2 separate regions of the Homo sapiens genome follow, and region 1 is linked to region 2. Evidence: chromatin contacts called from ENCODE Hi-C or POLR2A ChIA-PET data. All regions are on one chromosome and are shown on one strand. Each heading gives the region's core, a stretch centred on a gene start or an enhancer-like site at or near the end of the contact. The rest is flanking DNA. Distances are from core to core; before and after follow the strand shown.

Evidence for each region. A loop is a pair of places that touch in the nucleus more often than their neighbours do. ChIA-PET counts read pairs that join two places held with the same protein, here RNA polymerase II (POLR2A). Pooled maps may share reads with other maps.
Region 1: a map of IMR-90 shows a loop between it and region 2 (2.3-fold over the local background). The contact joins two enhancer-like sites. A Hi-C loop is called at or near these places in 1 of 168 maps with a recorded cell type or tissue (IMR-90) and 2 of 50 pooled maps. POLR2A ChIA-PET finds 5 or more read pairs at or near these places in 1 of 52 experiments (Caco-2).

Annotation. Positions count from the first base shown.
Region 1 is chr22:46,968,902-46,972,448 of GRCh38, forward strand. The region is part of intron 8 of TBC1D22A (TBC1 domain family member 22A); the gene reads left to right. Among named protein-coding and RNA genes, the nearest start is that of TBC1D22A-AS1, 55 kb to the left of the region's middle. Within about 2 kb of position 1,955, at least 19 of the 41 ENCODE cell types and tissues checked have a DNase peak (open chromatin) inside an H3K27ac peak, as active enhancers do.
Region 2 is chr22:46,789,646-46,793,170 of GRCh38, forward strand. TBC1D22A (TBC1 domain family member 22A) reads left to right here. Exons shown (of 13, transcript NM_014346.5): 2 at 2,875-2,931. Among named protein-coding and RNA genes, the nearest start is that of TBC1D22A, 29 kb to the left of the region's middle. RefSeq lists an enhancer at 1,846-1,955. Within about 2 kb of position 1,971, at least 19 of the 41 ENCODE cell types and tissues checked have a DNase peak (open chromatin) inside an H3K27ac peak, as active enhancers do.

The DNA.
Region 1 (3,547 bases), core at 705-3,204, 180 kb after region 2:
ACCCACCATTCATCCACCCGTCTACCCATATCCATCTGTCCACTCGTCCATCTCTCCATCCACGTGGACTGGTGGAGTCTCAGGCTGGACGTGGTGACTGTGCAGTGCTATCCCCACCTTGTAGCACCGGCCCTGCCCACTGGATGCCAGCAGCACCCCCCACCCTAATCATTCTGACCCCCAAATGCCCTGAAAGTTTCTCAAAACATTCACAAGGGGAGTACCACCACCCGTGGGATCTTCTGCTCTAGGGGTATTTATCTGAGGAAGAGACAGGCCTTATTTAAACTGTTCTAAGTGGCTTAAACATTGTTTTTTTCTGTTGCAGAAATAACTGCTCATTGTGAAAATTGACATTCCCTTTTACTCTCTGCCCTTCTGCAGAAAATAGTGCAAATTTCCCGCCCCACTCCCCCCACCTTGCAGGAGTGTTCAGACATTCCTGTGTGTGGCATCCCTGGATGATGCCCCTCTGTGTAGATTTCTGTAGATGCAGTGCTAGACTTTTCCATGTAAATGGAGCTGTTGATAAAGGGGGGCTTATTTTACAAATTGGTTGTTTTCCTTAATACTATAGCAGGGCAGCATTTTCAAAGAAGGTTAGTTAAATCATCCCCCAAAGCCTTTCTGTGGTCTAAGAAGGCAAGCGAGATGGTTTTTAACTCAGTGTCTGTTTTTATGTGCCATGACTTCACATTTTGTTGTGGTCCACTTGGGCCTGCTGATCTTCTGCCCTGGGCTGTGGGAGCCTCTTCTGCCTCCTCCAGGTTCCCTTGGGGTTAGCCTGTGCACTCGCCATCCCACCACCTTGCGGGCTCTTTGGGGTCAGGACTGACACATTTCTCAACTTGGTGTCCCCAGAGTATAGGGGACGGGGCTGCCCCTTGTAGGGAGGTGTGGTGACTGATGTAGGGGAAGAAAGGGCCAAATGCAGTCCCAGAACACTGTGATACATGCTGGTGTTAATGTTTATAATTAAATGAGAAAAGTAAAAGATACAATCATATTTCAGATGGAAACGCGCTGGTTTAAGTTTCATTATTTTTAATTATGTGTTTGCAAAAATGTCACTGTAGAAAGTCCCCACAGTGGCCCATCTCTGTCATGGCTCCCAGGCTGTCAAGGTCCTTCCTGGCTGGGAGGAAGCTGAGGTTGTATACATCTCCCCTCGCCCTCCCCACAGCCCAGGGATGCCTGTGAATTACCCACCTCCTGGAATCCAGCTGCTTTGAGGCAGCTTGGGCATGTCTTCATGACCCAGGAAGAAATCTCTAAGCCCAGATCTCCCAAGGCCCCGGGGCCTGAGAGCCGCCCCCTGCCTGACCCCCACCCCCAGGGCCACAGCCATGGCTGTCATTTCATTAGGCCCCACCCTCCGTTGATTGGCATCTGGTTCTGCTTCCTGTCTCTGCTTTCACCTGTGTATTGATCATTTTTTCCTTTCAATCGCGTTTCTTCCTTTGAACCCTGGGATTGCTTGGAATTACCATGTCTGTGTTTTCCTTTCTCATTTGTGATCTTACCTGAAAAATCTTTTTTTCGATTGGTGTCAGTGCTGTCATCTCTGCTGTCCTATGGAGTGACACATGTTTTGGGAGATAAACCTGTCCTCCTTGTTGTGGCTTGCCCGGCTGTGAGCATCCCAATGCTGGTCAATGCAGGCCCCAGCCATGGGGCTTCCCAGGTCGTGCCTCGTTCCAGTTTGCTCCCTTCTCGTTCTCCCTCCTTGCCTCATGGGTGGCAGCATGCCTGGCGGACAGTGTGTACCGTTGAGTGGGAAGGTCTTGGGTTAAAATCTGTCATGGGTGTTGGCCATCTCCGAGTCTTGATTCAGAGACCATTCTCTCCCCACAGTGGACTCTGGTTTTGTATATCAGCATCTAACAGATAGAAGCCAGGGAAAACCTGCTGATCTTGCCTGCAGTTCCGCCTGGGCCATACACCCAGGGACAGGGCTCCTCTGGGTGGCCTTGGACCTTCCCAGGCTATCTCCCCAGGGGCCAGACACACCAGCCCGTGGGTATTTTCTGCAGCTTGTCCTGGCCCTCACCCCGCTGTCACAGCCTGGAGTCCAGAGTGCCCTGTGCCACTCTGTGTGCCTTTGCCAAAGTGGGGGATGCTTTCTCTGGCGGGGGATATTTATCTCATTCTAACAATAAGGGTAATTCCAATTCTCCTGGCGTTTAGAAGACAAATCACCACGGGGGCTCTCTGAGTTAAATGCCATTACTTCATTACCTTGAAGAGTAACAAATGGCCCATTGTGAGAAATGACACCTAGAATAGGCCACTGACATTTCCTCAGATAAAATAACAAGCCAGCTAAACAGACCAAGAGAGCGAGGCTCCTGCCTGGCTCACGCGGCGCCTGGCTCTGCGAGTCGGAGCTGCCACAGCCCAGCTGCATCTGTGCACTCAGGCAGAGGCTGTCAAGGTCTGGGAGGCCTTAGTTCCCTGTTTACTCTTATTATCTCTGAGGAAATGTCTCCATGCTTGGAAGGCCCTTGAAAGAGGATACGTCGATGGGAAACTTCTCAGAGGAAGCCTGCTGATGATTGCTGCTGATTCAGTTCCCTGAGAAGAGGAAATAAAATCAGACCCACTCTAGGCCAGCAGAACGTTGAGTTGATTCTGCCCAAACTGTTTTCCCAGGGAGGAAGTGATGCCAGGGGGAGGCCACTTACCCTCCTGTCTATTTGCTTGGCTTTTGCTGCCGGTCCTTCCAGTAGGAAAGGCGTTACGAGGGGGCTGGACTTGGAGTCGAGGCAGGCCTGTCCTGCTCACTCCCACCATTGCCTCACAAAGCACACTGATCAGCGCGTGGAGGCTTAGTTTCTGCATCTGTGAACCGGCAGAAATAACACCTCCCACCTTGGGCTGCCGTGGGAAATTGGGAGACAGGGCCTTTCCCTGGGAGTCCCTGTGGGGGCTTCATCAGAGGGTGTGCTCAGGTCAACCCGGGCTCCTGCGCCAGCAGAGTTTTGAGACCAGACACCTTGCCACTTGCTGGAGGGAGAGCCTGCAGCCCGGCAGGGAGCCGGTGGGTGGACAGAACCACCAGGAGAGTGCTGGTGTCATGGGCACACCCGGCTGGGAGGAGGGTCAGGGGACAGAGCCATGGCCAGCCAGCAGCACTTGTCATCCTAGCCCCGCATTCGAGGAATGGGGAACTGGGACCTGCCTTTTAGGGTGAAAACATGGGCCAAGAGAGTGAGGGCCTGGTTGCACCCGGTATGCTGTGGACAATGGTGTCCTTCACAAGCCCGGGTCCCAGGAGGAACCCATCCATTTCCCCATGCCACTGGGTGACTCCGACACCTAACATTGATGTTTCCAATCTTTAAAGTCGCTTGTTTTCCCCTTTAATTCATGAGCATCTTGAGGGCGTCAGGTCTCTCACTCATGTCTGTGCCTGGTGCCTGGTGTATAGGGACAGATCCCGCCCACGGGACCGGCTCTCTGTGTCCACATTACCCCTTGGTGGAGACAGCCCAGGGTCTACCAGCCGAGGCATGCAGAGACGCGGCGTGGCCTGGCCGTAGGGGTG
Region 2 (3,525 bases), core at 721-3,220:
ATGGGATACTGAATAGAAACTGAGTGGGAAACTGAAAAATGACCCAATGTAATATTTTAACGTTAAAGATGATGTTCTCAAAGCAGTGGGTGAAAGGAGAGGTTACTGAATAAATGACATTTGAACCCTTCTTTATTTTTTTTTAAAGTTTCCTACTAAACACTATATAGCAAAATAAAATAAATTCTAGGTGGATTGAAAACTTAAGGGTAGGAACGAGCCCTCTAGAAGGATTGAACTAGCACACGGCAATGTTTATGCACTCTCAGAAGGGTCAGGCCTTTCCAAGTGTCGTCCCCAAAGTGGAGTCACGAGGAAAGGACACAAGAGTGGCTCAGCCTCCCAGACCAAGGAAAACAGATTGGCCACCGCCATTGTCTTTCTGTGACTGCTCTAGCAAATCATCACAAACTTACTGGCTTACAGCAAACATGGTATCCTAGAGTTCTAGAATTTGCAAGTCTGATGTGGGTCTCGCTGGGCTAACACCAAGGTGTTGGCGGGGCTGGTTCCTTCTGGAAGCTCCAGGGGAGAGCGTTTTCCCTGCTCTCTCCAGCTCCAGGAAGCCGCCCACGTTCCTTGGCATACAGCCCCCTTTCTCCACGTACAGAGTCAGCCATGTTGCATTTGTGTGACCTTCCGCGGTCTCTTCTGCTCTGACCACAGCCAGGAAGGTTCTCTGCTTTTGAGTACTCATGATTAGATTGTGCCCATCCGGATTGCCCAGGATGGTCTCCCACCTCATTCGTATTCTTAATTGCATCTGCAAAGTCCCCTTTGCCATGTAAGGTGACGTAGTCACAGGTTCTGGGCATTAGGATGTGGACGTCTTGGGTGGGGGCCGTTATTCTGCTGACCACACCACCAGAACGACTAAGAAGGAATCCTCTGTTTACAAGGTTTTTTTTTACAAAGCAGTGAGAAAGTGGTGAGCACCTCATTAGAAAATGGACAAAGGGTATGAGCAGACAATTTACAAAAAGAAGAGGTACAAATGAACAAAATAAAAAAAAAAAGTTTTACCTTACTAATGAATGAAGAGGCACATAGCCGACACGGAGACCACTGTTCTCTTGTTGAATGAGCAGTGGTGTGTGGTGTTGACACTGCTGGTGGGATATGAACCACGGCTCTTCAGCAGTGTGGACCAGTGGCCTTTTTAATGTGTGCTTTATGTCCCAAGCTTTCCATTTCTAGGAGTTTATCCCCAAGAGGTTATCATAGTTGTGTGCAAATATTTGTCTCCAAATATCTTTATTACTTTTTTTGTAATCACTATATTATTTTATTTTTTAGAGACAGGGTCTTACTCTGTAACCCAGATTGGAGTGCAGTGGTGCATTCTTGGCTCACTGCAACCTCCACCTCCCAGGCTCAAGCGATCATCCGGCCATTTTTTTGTAATCACTTATTTTATTTTTTTGAGACAGGGTCTCACTGTGTAACCCAGGTTGGAGTTCAGTGGTGCAATCTTGGCTCACTGCAACCTCAGCCTCCCAAGTAGCTGGGACCACAGGCTTATGTCACCACGCCCAGCCAATTTTTTTGTATTTTTTTGTGCAGACGTGGTTTCGCCATGTTGCCCAGGCTGGTCCTAAACTCCTGAGCTCAAGCGATCCGCCCACCTCGGCCTCCCAACATTGCCAGTATTGCCTTCAACAAACAGAGATTCGTTTATTTCCTGTGTCTGGTAGTCTGTGGTGAGCAGCGCAGGGTTGGGCAGCAGCTCAAAGCTGTCACAGCCCCATGCTGTTTCCTGCCTGTCTGCCCTGCTGCCCTTCATGGTGGCATCTTCACTCACGCACGATGGCTGAGGCCTCACCTCTGTGTTCCAGGTGGAAAAAAGGGAAAGAAGCTGGGGGCCAAAGGGGTGCTAGCTAAGCCTGTTTTTTTTTTTTTTTTTCCAGAAAAGTAAAAACCAGCATTTATTTCTTGCCGGCTATGAAAAATAAATGTGTGTCACAGGGCCAGCCGTGGCTGACGTCAGCCAAAGGAGCAAAGGCTTCTGGGTAGAGGTTGATGAGTCAACCAACAGTGTCTGCCACGTGGGGTATTTCATTTCCATCAGTTTTCCAAATTTACTCTGATGCATGTAAGACTTTTATAGTAAAACTGTTAAGTCTTTTTCTTTTTGAGATGGAGTCTTGCTCTGTCACCCAGGCTGCAGTGCAGTGGCACGATCTCGGCTGACTGCAACCTCCGCCTCCAGGGTTCAAGCCATTCTTCTGCCTCAGCCTTCCCGGTAGCTAGGATTACAGGCATGTACCACCATGCCCAGCTAATTTTTGTATTTTTAGTAGAGACAGGGTTTCACCATGTTTGCCAGGCTGGTCTCCAACTCCTGACTTCAGGTGATCCGCCCGCCTTGGCCTCCCAAAGTGCTGGGATTACAGGCGTGAGCTACCGTGCCAAGCCTGTTCAATCTTTTAAAAAATTATATTTATCTTTTGCAATTCTGCATTCAATTTCAGACAAAATGATGGCAGGTGAGAATTCCCAGGTGGGCGTTTCTTCGAGTTTTTAGTCTGTGGGCAGAGGCCTCAGTTCCTTCATTGCACTCCCAGACACCCTCATCACCGTGTAGATGCCCGAGGGTCTGTGGTGGTGCTTGTCGGGCTGAGGTCCATTCTCAGGGATGGGCTGAATGCCCTGCTTGTGTGGGGTGTGGGGTGTGGGCTTGTATGGTGCCACTCATCCCTTCTGAACTGGGCCCTCAGGACCCCGGGTGGCTGCAGGGGGGCCTGCGACAGCCCATGAGGAGCTGCTTCCTTCAGTCCTGTGGGTTCCTGGGAGCCCACCTTTCGGCTGAGCTGGTGGAGGGCTCTTGGGAAGGCAGGAGAGAGGCTCACTGGTTTTCCTTTTCTTTTCCATCAGCATCCAGCACGTGTATGGTGCCCAGCACCCCCCCTTTGATCCACTGTTACATGGCACGTAAGTGACGTTCCAACCTCACTTGGCGTCTCGGCTCTGATATGGGAGGGCTGTGGCAACCCCGGTCTTCCTGCTTCCTTCCTGCTCCCAGGCATTCCTCAGGGAGGAGACTGGTTTCTCATTCAGCCACACTGATCAAGCAGTCGCTTTGTGTGAGATACTGTGCACCCCGTGCTGCGCATCCCGGTGAAGACGGCGGATGTGGGAGCCACAGCCTGATGTGGGGAGGTGGGGGAGCCCTGGGGAGAGCCAGGAGCTGGCATCCTTTAGCCATGGGCAGCCTGGCTGCAGGCCATCCATGCTGGCTTGTCCTTTCCCCTCCTCCTTCCCGCATTCTCCACCAGCTGCTGGAGCCCGGCCCTGGCCTGTCCTGGCCCCTCCACAGCAGGCGGGAGCGCAGAGTGTGGGGCTTGTGCTGGGCTGTTGTGACCCTGCAGGACTGCACCTGTCTGACAAGTTTCTCACGTGAGGTGGGGCCGATGTTGTGTGTTGTCCTATTTTGGGGGAATCTTGTTTAAATGATCATGTCTTCAAATCCATATACCACAGGCCTGCACCCTGCACAGGCGCTCCTGGCCCACACCCCTCACTGCT